2 separate regions of the Homo sapiens genome follow, and region 2 is linked to region 1. The links are chromatin loops, found by intact Hi-C in ENCODE. Cell type or tissue: CD4-positive, alpha-beta T cell. All regions are shown on one strand.

Region 1 (8,000 bases):
ATATTAAGCTGAATAATTTGGCATTCAGTGTTAAGCATTTGACTCATTCCTGTAACCAATTGTGAGTGCCCTGATTATGTATAAACTCCTTAAAGTAAATGTGTTTTAGTTCGTGGCCCAGTGTGTACACATGGCTGTAATTAACAATATTTTGCACAGCCAAACCAAAAGTTTGCAGATTTTCCTTTTTTAATCCATGGTCTCCTATCTGCAATCAGGACCAGTGGTTATAGGCGATGATTCAACTCCCCAGCAGTTGTGGTTTCCCCCTTCTGCCCTTCCTGACCCTCTTACAGTTTCTCATCTTGCCACTTGTCTCTGCTTCAGACTCTGCACCCCAGACCCTGGCCACCAGCCCTAACAGAATGCTCACCAGGCCCAGAGCATGCCACATGCAATGCATGTTATTCCTCCGTGCTTTTGCACACATTCTTACCTCTCTTTCTCCCATCTTTTTCTTTCTTGCTAGACACCAGTTTGCAAATGATAAAAAAGAGAAAATTAGTGATCATCTTAGGTACAAATCAAGGTCTGAGAGATGAACAGATTTGGTAATGTCATCCCTCAGGGTTAATGAGGTGTAGCTTTGTAGCTCTGCAAGTCTTACTTTGCCATCAGATATTGCATTAGTAGGAATTAAGTTGTAATTTTTTTATGGGATAAAGTTCAGTTTAATATTTTGAATCTAAGTCGATAAAGCATTTGCATTTTAATAAAGAAGTGTACTATCCTTCAGTTATTTTGTATCTGCCAAATTCATAGGGTAGGAGAAAAAAGATCTTATTTTCTCCCATCCTTCAAACCTTCAGATTTGTTCTTGGTCTCTGTTCTGAGCCAATTAGGCAGTAACATCCCATAAATTCTTATCCCCTCCAAAATGAATGCTGTAGCCAGTGTCTCCTTCTGTTTAAGCTTCCTTCTTGTGAGAAGAATAGGGACAGGTGCACCATATTATTGGTCAAAAGTAAATCAGTGCTCGGTGTGGTGACTCACTTCCAGTACTCTGGGAGGCTGAGGCAGAGGCAGGTGGATCACCTGAGGCCAAGGGTTTGAGACCAGCCTGGCCAACATGGTGAAACCCCATCTCTACTAAAAATACAAAAATTAGCCGGGTGTGGTGGTGCATGCCTGTAATTCCAGCTACTTGGGAGGCTGAGGGAGGAGAATCACTCGAACCCAGGAGGCGGAATTTGCAGTGAGTTGAGATTGCGCCACTGTGCTCCAGCCTGGGCGACAGAGTGAGACTGTGTCTCCAAAAACAAAACAAAACAAAATACCAAACAAAGTAAATCAGAAGAACTGTTGGCCAAGATGATGCCAACTGATTGTCTTTATGGATTGATGGAATTCCCTGGAGGCAGAAACATGGCCTGTTCTCGCCTTTGGGAGTTGTACTTCCAGAATGTGCTCAGAGAACAGGAATTTTTACTCTAATACTGTGCATAGTTTAATTTAATTAAAAAAATTTTTTTAAAGAGATGGGGGTCTGGTTATTTTGCCCAGGCTGGTCTTGAAGTCCTGGCCTCAAGCACTCCTGCTTTGGCCTCCCATAGTGCTGGGATTACAGGCATGATTACAGGGAGTACATGCCCAGCTGTAGTTTTATTTTAAGTCTTTCCAGTGCAATTCATAGAAATAATTTCTGGGGAGTAATGCTAGGGAGTAGTATAAGAACATCTTATCTTAGATATTTTATTAATCATTCTAAAAGTTTTTAGAGAAAACAGTTTTTGATTGGAGAAAATGTTCTCATTCATTTATTTCTCTTCCCCTCAAGGGACTTTATGTCTCTAATAGTATTTGAAGTTTGTAAAGCGTTTTCACATATAGTGCATCATTTGATCTATAAGTCAAGCCTGTCATAGAATAAGAGATCATGGAATGCTTAAAACCCAGCTCCTGTATCTCCTGGTTCACTATTTCCCGGTGCTTCTGTAATACAAGGACACCTCTTGCTATGTCCAGTGGTGACTTCTGAGACATGCCACTGCTTCACTTCAGGTCATAAAAACCATGAAACATAACAGCACCACTTCCTCAGAGGGCTGCAGAAATCCCCCTCTGTTGGCACGTCCAGATTGTATAGTGGTATCTTGTTTAGATGGAAGAGTATGTGCCTTTTATAGCTTGGCACTTCCCAACACTTTGAGAATTTGGATTCCTAAAGAACCTGTGCCCTTTGTTTCCTTTTGAACATTTGAAAACACAATTGAATACAGGAAATTCTCCAACATGGTTGCTCCATGATTTCAACACAACAATACACAAATATGCACTGGCTTTTGGCCCAAAAAGTTGGTGGTTGACTTCTTGGAAGAGGGTTAGTTTGTTAGGAGGAAGGTTTGGATGTAGATTTTGCTTGGAGGGTGAAAGAAACCATGATAAGATATGCCTAAGAGTTGTGCTGTAGAAAAATCTAGTTTTTTTCCCCCTGAGAAATCCAAATTACAAGTTTTAGGACTTGTCTACCTTTTTCCTACTAGGGATAAGCTTCAGCCTGAAGCCAGGTTTTATTGTTGAAAAACCCAGGTAGGAGCTGTGGTAGAAGCGCCCTCTTTGGAGTTTAATGGTGGTACATTCCACCGCTCCATCCCCAAGGCGCTGTAGTTCCAATGAATTGTAATTTGAGATGGTACAAACATGAGCATATGTTATGTACACGTCAGGCGTGTTTGTGAGCTCAGGGCATTCCAGGTGTTTTTTTCTTGGAGCTTTGTTTTTGCGTCATATCCTGTGTTGGTAACATTCCTTCTCATGAAGCTCGATTGAAGTGAGGCAGTGCTATTGGCTGAGAAATCATCCTGGGTGCCCTTTCTTACAGATTCTTGCATCCCATGGGGGTAGAAAGGATTTTCAGCCCAAGGGCAGAATAGATCCTGTAGTACCCAGTCCCACAATCTGTGGGAGTTTGTCCCTCTTTGCAGCTGACAGCATTTCAGAATTCCCTGTGGGACAATAACAAAAACCTTATTAGCCAATGGTGTCATTAGAATAAAATCTCCCCACTGCGATGTCTTGGTCCCAGCCTATAATGTTACCCCTTAATTCCCTCTGCATCTTTACCACTTTTATTACAGCTGAACACACGCTCCTCATTAGAACCCTGGGTGATATGGGGAATCAGAGTGCTGAAAATTATGTGGAATAGGTACCAGATGTTTGTGTCAACTTGGTATGCATTGGTATTTAGAATGCTTGAGGATCACATTTATTAAATGTGAAAATTACTTACTATGTCTTCTCCAAAACATTACCCCCCCCGCCAGTATTTTTGTCCATGTTGCATGAGGTGTGATATTAGTAATTTCTTTTGGCACTGATTAAATTTAAAGTCTGTGCAGCAAATGCATCTGTTCCCAAATGCTTTGTCTGCGTTCTGTCGAGTTTTGGAGCTGGCCCACCGCCAGCAGGGATGTGGGGGTTCTGTAACTGAGATTGGAATGCTGTGTTGCAGCTAAAGGACATAATGAAAGGGTGAGTCCATTTGATTTTTTTCTTTAAGTGGAACTGGGAATTTAGACATTGATGTTATAGCGAGATCTTAGGAACGTTTCCCATGTGTCCAGATAAGCAAGCATTAGTGAAAAGGATGGAGGAGGGCATTTGGTAAAATGAGAAACGAGTTTCATTAAGTTCATGAAGTCTTTTAAGTCAACCAAAGGTGATACGTGTGAACCGAGCAGTTTATTTTATTTTAGTAGATATGAATGAATGTTTACATTTGGCCTATGCATCTGTTCACCCAGTCCTGAGGCGAGGAACTGGAAAGTACAAGGCAGAGGCAGGTGGTGCTCTGCCAGGGGAAAAGTCTGGAGCTGGAGTCTCAGAGACCCAGGTTCAAATCCCCTATTGCCACTTCCTGCTGATGTGTTTCTTAGCCTCTCATGAGCTCCAGTTTCCCATCACTCTAAAATGAGGGCATTAACACTGTCTTCACAGTGGTATTGTGAGAATCAGAAACATGTACAAGATGTGTGGCCCCTAGTGGTGTGGTAACCATACATATGAAGAGTTAACCCCCAGCTTCTCACACAAGGCAGCGGCCCAGGGAGCCACCATGTGCTTCACAGTGTGGCCTCAGGTGGCCCAGCTGCTGAGCACCCGAGCGGTGGGGGCCTGCTTTGTGAAGGAGGCTGGTTTGGCAGTGGCCTTGGCAGTGTGGCCGTGGTCTGGGCCACCTGGGGAGTTTCTCACCAGAGTTTATTTGAATTTGTGCTGTCTTCAGGTCAGTAAATATTTTTGTCAGTAGAAGTAGCATCTTGTGGGTGAAGGGGGCTGTGCCTCTGTGCTGGTGGCCGAGGAGAGTGTACCAAACAGAAGAGCAGAGCCTGACTTCAGTTCAAACAAGACACGACACCCGGCAAGATTTTGAGATCAGATTTCTCGAGTAAGCCAGCAGGGGAGGATTAAACTCAGCTCACACTTTGAGTCCAAGGAAAAGTTAGATTTCTTTGGGAGCTACCCTTAAGGAATCTTGTACTCGTCACATACCAGATGCCCAGAATGAACTGAAATATCCAGATTGGGAGGCACCAGTGAGGATTGTCTCTGGAGGTGAATCCATATGGACATTACTGCCAGGAAGCACTTTTCTGAAATACACATTCTACCTCTGTGTGGCTCACAACAGTTTACTTATAGTGGGTTATAGAGTTTCTGTGAGGCTTTGGATGAAGTATCTGCAACATGCCTTTTCATGATAGAGTATGGTGTGAAGTGAGCACGCGTGTGTGCTTATGAGCATTGTTGCTTTCAGGTGTGTTCTTTCGTCATCGTCCACGCCCTGGTTGATCCTTACGTGGTAACACAGCTTTTGCTGTGCTGCTGATAAGGAGCATCATCAGAGCATGTCACTCACTTGGCTCTTGACTGCAGGGAAGAGATTGCGTAGGGAAGACGGGATGTGGGTTTTCAGCCGTGGCCACAGGAGACACTCCCAGCCTTTTGAGGCTGCCGGTGAGGGCCTACAGTAGCAGCTCCAGAGCTCACAGGTCACCACAAAAGTGAGCAGATGAGTCAGATGGGGTTTCGGAGCATGTTTTCCTGGTTTCCAAGCCTTCGTGGCTGGGAGGTGCTATACTCGGGCCCCATGGTGGTCAAGTGAGAATCTGAGCCACTGTGTTAACTCAGGCACTTGTGCTAGAGCCTGTGGGGTGGATCATGCTGTTCCCAGGTGGAAGCCTTCCTGAATGGAGCTGGCCCTGGCATTGTGCAGACAGATTGCGGAAGGAACCACTATGAGGCCAAGGGGGAAGGATGGGAGACAGGTTCATGAGCTGGCTGTGGCAGAGGGAAAGGGACAGGAAGGCTAGGGCCTGACCCAGAAGTGGCAGGATGAGGCTGGGGCTGTGGTGTGCCAACGGAGAGATAGAGGATTGTCCTGCCACCTGGAGAGAGGGGATTGGCCAGAAGAGTGTCCGGGAAGAGAAGACAAAAACAGATTTGTGTTTCCTGCTTTCTGTGACAGTTGAAGGTGGGGAAGCCCCAACTGGGACTTGATTCTTAGCAACCAAAAATGCCACCTCCTTCATTTCATGGTTGGTGTTTTTTTTTTCTGCCCCTTTTAGTATAAGAGTGAGGCTTTGGCTCTCAGGTAAAGAGTGAAAGCAGGAAGTCTGAGACAGACAGTCCCTTATTGGCACAAAGCCCATGCAGCATGCATCACCCCATGGTTCTTCCCCATTTCTCAGCGATAATTGAGTGTCTGTTTTGTGCCAGATACTGTGCTGGGGTGAGGCAGGCAGCAGCAGACAGAGTGGTTGGGTTCTGTTCTTTCGTGGTGTTTGCAGTCTTTGGGAGCATGTAGATGTGAAACCAATAATTGCACAAATAATTATGTACATCTCATCACAGGAAGTGCTGTGGAGAGAAACGGAGAGTACCATGAGAGTATGAAAAAATACAGATCTAACACAGTGAGGGAGGTTTGGGGAGCTTCCTTGAGAGATCAGTAGAATGAGCAGGAGTTTGTCAGGCCATGGTGGTGGGAAGGAACAGAAACGGTGGGGAATGTGTTCCTGGAGGAAACCTTGCTATTCAGAGGCTCCTTTGGGACAAAGGTTGGCACTTCTGATGAAATAAAAGAAGGCAAGTACATTAATTAGGGTAGGTTAAGCTACAAATGTCAGAAAACCCAAAATAACATTGGCTTATATAAAAAAAAGAGTTTACATTTGTTTCCTATTAAAAAAAAAAAAGCAGTTCAGAGCTGATCCCGTGGCTCCATGTTCATCAAGTACCCAGGTGGCTTCTCAGTTGCTGTGCCCTCCTCAGCATGCTGCTTCTGTCTCATGGCCCCAAAGGCTTGCTCTAGTGCTGCCTGTTACATCCACATTCCAACCAGCAGTCAGAAGGAAATGGCAGAAGAACTGACCTCCTTCCCTTCATACAGGAAGCTGCCAGCTGCTAGCGGGATTGGGAAACATAGCTTTCGTTCTGGGTGGCTGTGTGTCCAGCTGGCACTTGAAGAAAGGAGAATGATGGCTATAGGGAGACAGTGAGCACTTCTGTGCTTCACCAGAATGGCCAAAACACGGGAGCAAGTGTCCGAGGAATGAGAGACGGGGCCGTGGCAGGAAGCAGGGCCAGATCTTGGAGGGCCTTGTAAGTCACGTTGAGGTTTTGGGGCTTCATCTGGACAGCAGAGATGGAGTGATAAGTCTTTTAAAGCAGAGAAAAGCAGGATCAGACTTGGGTTTTTCAGATCAGTTTGGCTGCTCTATAGAAGACATTTTGGTGGAGATAAGAATTAAGAGCATCTTGCAGTAATCAGGGAACGAGAGACGATGGTGCCCATGGAGATGGAGAGGAGGGGTCAGAGTTGAGTGGCCAGAGAGAGAATCCATTGGGTGAGGAGAGGGAAGGGGTGATGTTGGGGCACCTCCCCCAGGTTGGTGCCAGGTGTACGTAGGAAGAGGCTGGTGCCATTTACTTAGGGAGGGAATGAAGGAGGAACAACAGGCACGAGGGGTAAAGATCCTGAGTTCTGCATGTTGAGATTGGGTGTCCATGAGACAAAAGTAGATGGTGAAGGAGCTGTTGAATATTCAGGCCTGGAGCTTAGAAAAAGAAGTATGGGCCAGGCATGGTGGCTCACGCCTGTAATCCCAGCACTTCAGGAGGCCAACGCAGGTGGATCACATGAGGCCAGGAGTTCGAGACCAGCCTGGCCAATATGATGAAACCCCATCTCTATTGAAAATACAAAAATTAGCTGGGTGTGATGGCGGGCGCCTGTAATCCTAGCTACCTGGGAGGCTGAGGCACGAGAATCGCTTGAACCTGGGGAGTGGAGGCTGCAGTGAGCTGAGAGCGCGTCACTGCCCTCTCGCCTGGACGACAGAGCGAGACTGTCTCAAAAAAAAAAAGAAAAAGAAAAAAAAGGAGAAATAAGTAAGTCTGAGATGGCCTGGAGTCATTTCTGTAAAGAGATGAGAGTTGAACCCATGGATGTGTTTGAGAAAATCTATGGAAAAAGGATAGTGCACTCCAGGAAGGCCTGGCAGGCATTTTACCTGGAAGGCGGCGATGGAACAGCTGGTGGCAGAAGAGCGTCTCTCCAAGATATTCAAAGGAAAACTTCATACAATCACACTGCCTCTTTCCTTTCTTGGCCAGAGAGGCTTGTTTTTTACCCAAAGGAAACCCTCTCCCCTGATTCCTACACTGTGTCTGTTCTCTTAGGAGAGGACTACTCTACCCCATACTTAGAGTTTAACCTACGTCCTTTAGCCTGGGTGTTTTCACAGGGACTTTTTGTCCCCTCCCTTAAGTCTTAATTTTTTTCACTTGTACATTCTGTACCCCTTGCAAACTTATCCAGTTATGTTTTTCAGGATAAAATTCCTAGCGGGAAGTTGCTGGGTCAAAGGATGTGTACCTTTTGTGGGGCCTTGGATACCACTGAAAAATTATACCAATTTGCTCTCTCAGCAGCAGTGTGATGCTGGCACACTTTTTGAGGAAGGTTTCTTAAGGCATTTCTGGGCTTAATTTTTTTT
Region 2 (8,000 bases), 120 kb before region 1:
CCCTGGAGTTCAAGGTTGTAGTGAGCTGTTACTGAGCCAGCCTGGGTGACAGACAGAATGAGAATCTGTTTCAAAAAACAAAACAAGGCCTGGCACCGTGGCTCACACCTATAGGCTGAGGCAGGTGGATCACCTGAGGTCAGGAGTTCGAGACTGGCCTGGCCAACATGGTGAAACCCCTGTCTCTACTAATAATACAAAAAAATTAGCTGGGCGTGGTGGCGCATGCCTGTAATCTCAGCTACTTGGGAGGCTGAGGCAGGAGAATCGCTTGAACCTGGGAGGCGGAGGTTGCAGTGAGCTAAGATTGTGCCACTGCACTCCAGCCTGGGCAACAAGAGTGAAACTCCGTCTCAAAAAACAAACAAACAAATAAAACAAAACAAAATAACAAAACAAAATTAAGAATTTCTGTTTGTCAATAGACATCTTTCTAAATGCAATGTATTATCATCCTGTGTTGGATCCTGGAACAGAAAAAAGACCATGTTTTCCCCCTGCCTCAGTGATAATAACAGGGTAGGCCAACTTCTCTCTTGGTCCATAGGAAAAGGGGGTATTCCTTTCTCTGTCTGTTCTCTGTAGTAATCTTTTTTTTTCCATAAAATCTTTCAGAAAAGATCTAGTAATTTTAGTAATACTTGAAGATTGACGGGAAACATACATTAACAATTTCTTTGTAGAACAAAAGTGATAGAAAACCTCAATTATCTGACATAAAAAAGGTGACACATCTTCATATCCCCAAATAGTTGCATCTTTTATTAGCCAGTACTATCCATGTAGGAGTCATATCTGACAAAAAAGTATAACTTTTAAAGACTAAAAACCAAGTCCAAAGCATATCAGTTTACACGCTCCTCCCCCACCACCACCAAATAAAAGACAAATGATTGTACCATCATTATTAGGAAAGATGGAATGATACCTTTCCATCACCCCACTCCCCTGTGCATGATTTCTCACTGGATGACTCTTCCTGTGCCCCTCCCCATCTCAGAATAGTCTGAATTCTGTCTGCTCTCTACGTGCCTCTTGCTCAGGTTTACAGGGTCAGGATTTCTTACCCTTGCCAAGCATTGGGCCCACTTAATTTGTCCTCAAGATACTGGTCAGTTACTCTCCTGTGGCCTAGCTACTTCTTTCCATCTTGCTGACCACCTAATTCCTAGATCTGCATCCTGCTTCTAGCCCATCATGATGATCTGTGTTCTCTTCATGGTCCCATGAGGCTCACTTCCAACCCTGCTTTGCAATTTTGAGAATTCCATAGGTCCACTGTCATTTTCCTGGTGGTGATGTGCAAAAGCAATGGACTAAAAACCCAAGGATCAGCCAGGTGCAGTGGCTCACGCCTGCAATCCCAACACTTTGGGAGGCTGAGGTGGGTGGATCACCTGAGGTCAGGAGTTGGAGACCAGCCTGGCCAACATGGTGAAACCCAGTCTCTACTAAAAATACAAAAAAGTATCTGGGCGTGGTGGCAGGCACCTGTAATTCCAGCTACTCGGGAGGCTGAGACCAGAGAATTGCTTGAACTGGGAGACAGAGGTTGCAGTGAGCCGAGACCACGCCGTTGCACTCCAGCCTGGGAAACAAGAGGGAAACTCCATCTCAGAAAACACAAAACAAAACAAAACAAAACAAAAACTCAGCGGTCTTTGTTCTAGGACCAGCTCTGTCACTAACCAGTGAAATCTTGATTGATCTGATTTTCCTCTTTTGTGAAACAGGAAACCTGGATTCAATCATCTCCAATTTTTCTTCCCCTTTAAAATTCTCTGAGTCTCTAATCCCAAGTATGGCCTCTTGACTCCTGGTCTTTCTTGGCTTTTGGCCCAGACCAAGATCACTGTTCCTGGACCCCAGCCCTGCCCTGTTTTCCCTGCCTCCATTCCTGCCTGACCCTGCATTCTTCTGCAGCCCGGCATTAGCATAGCTCCTCCTGCCAAATGCCACTGCCTTGTCTCCAGCTCTCCTTCAGAATTTGTACGTTTCCTTATGATATTATTTTATATGCATATGTTTTATCTCCTCAGTTGAATTATAGGTGACTTTAAAGCAGGAGCCCTGTCTTGTAACCTGCCTTTTCAGGTTACCTGCATATAGTGGACATTCAGGAAGTATTTATTTCTTCATTGAAGAGTGTCTTGAGAATTTATGTACTATTGTGAAAGCTTTCTTTTTTTCAGAGACAATCCTAAGTAAAAATAGCTTTGGTTTGCCTGATATAACTTGTTTCTCTCTCTCTCTCTCTCTCTTTTTTTTTTCATTTCTTTTCTTGGTTGTTTGTTTTGTTTTTGAGACAGTGTTGCCCAAGCTGGAGTGCAGTGGCGTGATCACAGCTCACTGCTGCCTCCATCTCCTGGGCTCAAGCGATCCTTCTGCCTCAGCCTCTCGAGTAGCTGGGACTACAGGTGTGTACCACCACACTCGGCTAATTTTTTTTATTTTTAATAGAGATGAGTCCTTACTATGTTGCACAGGCTGGTCTCATACTCCTGGGCTTAAGCAAACCTCCCGCCGTGGCCTCCCAAAGTGTTGGGATTATAGGCGTGAGCCACCATGTCCAGCCTGATGTAACTTGTTTCAGTGTAAAGATGCCATGCATTCTTTCTCTATAACCCTGAGTTCTCTTAAAAGAGCTGTTTTTATAAATATTTTGAACAATTTTATATTCTTATGGTAACCATTTCTCACCAGGCATTCTATTAAACTTGTCTCTCAGGTTATTTGGTATTATCTTTTGTTTGTGAGAGAGTTACCCAGGATTATAGGTCACTCCACTACTTAAAATCACACTGTGACTCCCATCTCACCTAGAAATCCCAATGCCAAGTCTGAAGTCCTAACCATGGCTACACCAAGCTGGCATCCCCACCACCTCTCTGACCTCGTCCCCTAAAACCCGCCTACTCACTCTGCTCCACTGGCTTCCTTGCTGCTTCCTTGCTGTTTTTCAATCACATCAAATATTTCCCAGCATCAGGAATTTGCCCCTTCTGTTTCCCCAGCCTGAAATACTCTCCCTGCACCCAGGCCTTCCCTGACAGCCCTGTCTGAAGTGGAGCACACATGGCCTTGCCAGTCACACTCGATTCCCCCTGCTCAACTCCATTTCTCTTCATTAAATTCATCATCAACTAACATATTTTGTATTTATCTGTTTATTGTTTATCTTCCCCACTATAATGTAAGCTCCATTGAAAGCAGGAACTTGTGCTGGCTTCTCTGCTGTATCCCCAGCAGAGTAGCTCCCAATAACTACTCTCATGTGCAATGAATATATGCTTGAAAAAAACCAGACCTGACTTGAAAAAATGTGGTGTTAGGCAGGTCATAAATTTTAGTTCAAGTAAATTTAAATTATCTAATTATGTTTCCGGTGCTGTGTTTTCCTACTGCATTAAAGATATAAAGTTAATAGATTCAGTAAATATTGAAATTAATTGGATAAATTGGGTGCCAGATGTGGTGGCTCATGCCTGTAATCTCAGCATTTTGAGAGGCCGTGGCGGGAGGATTGCTTGAGGCCAGGAACTTGAGACCAGCCTGACTAACATAGCAAGACCCTGTCTCTACAAAAAAAATTTTTTAATTAGCCAAGCGTGGTGGCATGGCACCTGTGGTCCCAGTTACCTGGGAGGCTGAGGTGGGAGGACCGCTTGAGCCCAGGAGATTGAGGCTTCAATAAGCTATGATCATACCACTGCACTCCAACCTGGGCAACAGAATGAGATTCTGCCTTGGTTCGACGTTTCCAAAAATATGAACAAGGTTCCTTTCACTTATTTTACCTTAATACCAGAAGCATAAATATTAAAAATGATTTCTTCTTTTAGCCACGAGGTGGCAGAATATGCACACATACTTTGTCAATGGCAGCGTTATTCTGTATCACCTTTTGGAAGCAGTAATACTACTGCTTTATATTTGAAGAGTACATTATAGCAGACAAAATACTTTCACAAACTGTGTATATATACACACATACGTATGTGTGTATACACACACACACATATGTGTGTGTGTGTGTGTGTGTGTGTGTGTGTGTGTGTGACGGAGTCTCGCTCTGTCGCCCAGGCTGGAGTGCAGTGGTGCAATCTTGGCTCACTGCAAGCTCTGCCTCCCGGGTTCATGCCGTTCTCCTGCCTCAGCCTCCCGAGTAGCTGGGACTATAGGCGCCCGCCACCACACCCGGCTAATTTTTTGTGTTTTTAGTAGAGACGGGGTTTCACCATGTTAGCCAAGATGGTCTCGATCTCCTGACCTCGTGATCCACCTGCCTCGGCCTCCCAAAGTGCTGGGGTTACAGGCGTGAGCCACCGTGCCTGGCCCACAAACAATATTTTATGATGCCCCTGTGAAGTAGGGAAGACAGTCAGGGCTCCTGATCATGTGACAGCATGTACCTGGAAGTTTCTGCCTCTTAAATGATGAGTGCTTTTGAGTGTATTTTCTGTGGAGAGCTGGTGTATGCAATTCACATGAGCATTAATGAGAATTGTGCGTGCACTGAGCCCTGGATGGATCTGGAATACTGAAGTGAAATAGCAGAAAAATTACCTACATGTAAAAACTAGCACTTAAATTCATTAAATATTGCTGTTAAGTTTTCTTTTTCTTTCTTTTGTTGAGACAGGGTCTGGCTCTGTCGCCCAGGCTGGAGTGCTGTGGTGCAATCACACTCACTGTAGCCTTGACCTCCTGGGCTCCAGCAATCCTCCTATCTTAGCCTCCCCAGTAGCTGGGGTCACAGGTGTGCGCCACCACACCCGGCTAATTTTTATAATTTTTGTAGAGGTAGTGTTTTGCCATGTTGCCTAGGCTGGTCTTGAACTCCTGATCTCAAGCAATCTACCCTCCTCAGCCTCCAAAAGTGCTAGGATTACAGGCATAAGCCACCATGCCCAACCGCTGGTTAGGTTTTCCAAGTTTACCGTAAGCAACTGATTGGTGTCCTTTTAGCACAGACTTCTATTGGCAGAAAAATGATTTAACAAAGTTCACTTGATTCATTGTACTTTGCTATAGTGCCATGTGGCATATAAGAAAGAATTTAGGCTTCAGAAGCTGGATTCTTGGGTGTGGTCCTAGTTTAGCTGCTTACGGGTTATGTGACCTTCAGCAAGTGATGCTGAATTTTTGTATTTTTAGTAGAGACGGTGTTTCACCATGTTGGCCAGGCTGGCCTCAAATTCCTGGCCTCTGAGCCTCACTTTCCTCCTGTGTAAATGAGTATAACACCTGCTTCATGGAGTTGGTATGAAGATGAAATGAGATAATGATTATGATAGTGGTTTAGAAAGTAAAATCCATACATGCAGGGTGATTGTTATGATCACTAAAGGCAGGGGAAAGGCATGAGTTTTTTTTAAGATGGAGGGCCTGGGCTTTGTCATTGCTAGCTGTTGACCTTGGGTTACTTTATTCATATTGTTGGACCTCAGTTTTCTTACTGGAAAAAAAAATTGAAGGAATCAGCAAATTTTTATTATTCTCCTTCCTTCCTTTTTTCTATTTCTCTCTTTCTCTTTTTCTCTCTCTTCCTCCCCCTCCCTCTCCTTCTCCCCTCCCTCTCCTTCTCCCCTCCCTCTCCTTCTCCCCTCCCTCTCCTTCTCCCCTCCCCTCCCCTCCCCTCCAAGGTCTTACCCTATCACCAGGCTATAGTGCATAGCTGCATATATATAGCTGCATATATATAGTGCATAGCTGCACATTCTATAGTGCATAGGATCAGCTCCTGGGCTCAGGTGATCTTCCTGCCTCAGCTTCCTGAGTAGCTAGGACTATAGGTATGCACCACCACACCTGGCCTAATTTTTAAAATTTTTTTGTTTTTGGTAGAGATGGAGCCTCTCTATGTTGCCCAGGCTGGTCTCAAACTCCTGGGCTCAAGTGATCCTCCTACCTTGGCCTCCCAAAGTGTTGGGATTACAGGCATGAACCACCTCACCCAGCCTAAGTGGTGGCTCATGCCTGTAATCCCAGCACTTTGGGAGGCTGAGGCAGGTGGATCATGAGGTCAGGAGTTCGAGACATGCCTGGGCAATATAGTGAAACCCTAGTTTCTACAAAAAATACAAGAATTAGCTGGGCATGGTGGTGTGTGCTTGTAGTCTTGGCCACTCAGGAGCCTGAGGTAGGAGGATGGCTTAAGCCCAGGAGGCAGAGGTTGCAGTGTGCCAAGGTCACGCCACTGCACTCTAGTCTGGGTAATAGAGGGAGGCTCTGTCTCAATGATAATAATAAATTTAAAAAAAATCTTCAAATTAGCTCATTCTGGGTTATCCAAGTGGGTCCTAAATCCAATGACAAGTGTCCTTATAAGAGACACTCAGAGGACAAACACAGACAAAAGTGGAGAAGACCATGTGAAAATGGAGGCAGAAATTGATGATACAGAGATTCCAGACAGCTGAACACACAGAGGTTCCTGGAGGGTGGCGCACCCAGGGAGGGCATGGAAACTCCACACCCTTCACCCATACTTTGCCCTACGTGTTTCTTCATCTGTATCCTTTGCAATATGCTTTATAATAAACCGGTAAACACAAGTAAGTGTTTCCCTGAGTTCTGTGAGCCACTCCAGCGAATTAATCAAACTCAAAGAGGGGGACATAGGAACCCCAACTTGAAGCCAGTTGGTTAGAAGTTCTGGAGGCCTGGACGTGAGACTGGTGTGTGTGGGTGGGTGGGGGGCCAGTCTTGGTCTCAACCTGTGGGATCTGACACTATTCCGGTAGACAGTGTTGGAACTGAATTAGAAGACACCCAGATGGTGTCCACTGCTTGGTGTCCAGGGGAAAATAAACCCATACATATGGTCACAGAAGTCTCCTTTTGTGTTGATGATTGTTGTGGTGTGAGAGTAGAGGAAAAACACAGTTAGAGTTTTCCCTACACAACTGATGTCAGTGAAGCAGGATTTGCTGGAATGGCTCTGACTCATGGAAACATGTGGTTTGGGAAGAGAAACAATAAAAGGGTGGGGATGAGAAATCTTTGATTTCTGGGTGGCCACGTGGTCACCCACGGTATGAAGCCACAGCTGTGTTGAGATCAGTTACTAAAGGTAAAAGTTACAAGTGGAGTTAAGATATTTAATTCATTGGTTATTGTTATCTGCAATGGCTAAAATGAAAGTAAAAGATGGTGCTGGGTCAGGACTTGAGGCTGACCAACCTCAGATGTGGGTCTGTCTGAGCTCAGGCCACTAGCCTCAAAGTCACCCACAAAGGAGAAAATTATACAGGGACAACAGAATGTGCCTCTGAGATCTGTGGTTACCAAGAAGGTAGTCAATGTGAAGGAAGGGCAAAACCAAGTAACTATTGAAACCAGAAGGAGAGTGTGAAGGAATCGTTCCATTTTGTAGACTGGTGTCATTGGCTTCCTGAGGATGCTTTACTAAAATGGATTATGAGAGTGACTAATTCAGGGGAAGAATGCAGAGTGGAAGGACATGTTTGGGGTGATGCAGGACCCACAGACACATAGGAAGTTATTCCTGGCCGGGCGCGGTGGCTCACGCCTGTAATCCCAGCACTTTGGGAGGCCGAGACGGGCGGATCACGAGGTCAGGAGATCGAGACCATCCTGGCTAACACGGTGAAACCCCGTCTCTACTAAAAATACAAAAATTAGCCGGGCATGGTGGCGCGCGCCTGTAGTCCCAGCTACACGGGAGGCTGAGGCAGGAGAATGGCGTGAACCCGGGAGGCGGAGCTTGCAGTGAGTCGAGATCGCGCCACTGCACTCCAGCCTGGGCGACAGAGCGAAACTCCGTCTCAAAAAAAAAAAAAAAAAAAAAAAAAAAAAGGAAGTTATTCCTGAGGCAACAGCCAGCCTGGTGGAGTGGATATAAGCCTCTGTAAGGTCTGTTTATCCTGAGAAGAAGGTCTGCCCGAATTCACCTATAAATGTCAAGTGGAACACCCCTGATGAGGCAGCTGATGTGCTTTGTATTCAAGCCATGTGGTACTAGCTTTGGGATGACC

What was found. Peaks named below come from ENCODE experiments on the same cell type or tissue, not always from the same donor. Only the 100,000 strongest peaks of a DNase experiment are listed, where the experiment ranks them.
Region 2: it touches region 1 in a loop (4-fold over the local background); 10 of 110 quality-filtered maps call a loop at or near these places.

The regions. Positions count from the first base shown.
Region 1 is chr1:91,801,737-91,809,736 of GRCh38, reverse strand. The region is part of intron 2 of TGFBR3 (transforming growth factor beta receptor 3); the gene reads left to right. Among named protein-coding and RNA genes, the nearest start is that of TGFBR3, 80 kb to the left of the region's middle. RefSeq lists enhancers at 76-185, 5,702-5,971. In CD4-positive, alpha-beta T cell, no CTCF peak of the experiment used is centred here; DNase peaks (open chromatin) are centred at 4,066, 4,336, 4,816, 5,566 and 1 weaker place; H3K4me3 peaks cover 1,259 bases; H3K27ac peaks cover 3,442 bases.
Region 2 is chr1:91,923,325-91,931,324 of GRCh38, reverse strand. No RefSeq gene overlaps it. Among named protein-coding and RNA genes, the nearest start is that of BRDT, 22 kb to the left of the region's middle. In CD4-positive, alpha-beta T cell, CTCF peaks have their summits at 3,670 and 3,870 (motif pointing right); a DNase peak (open chromatin) is centred at 3,854.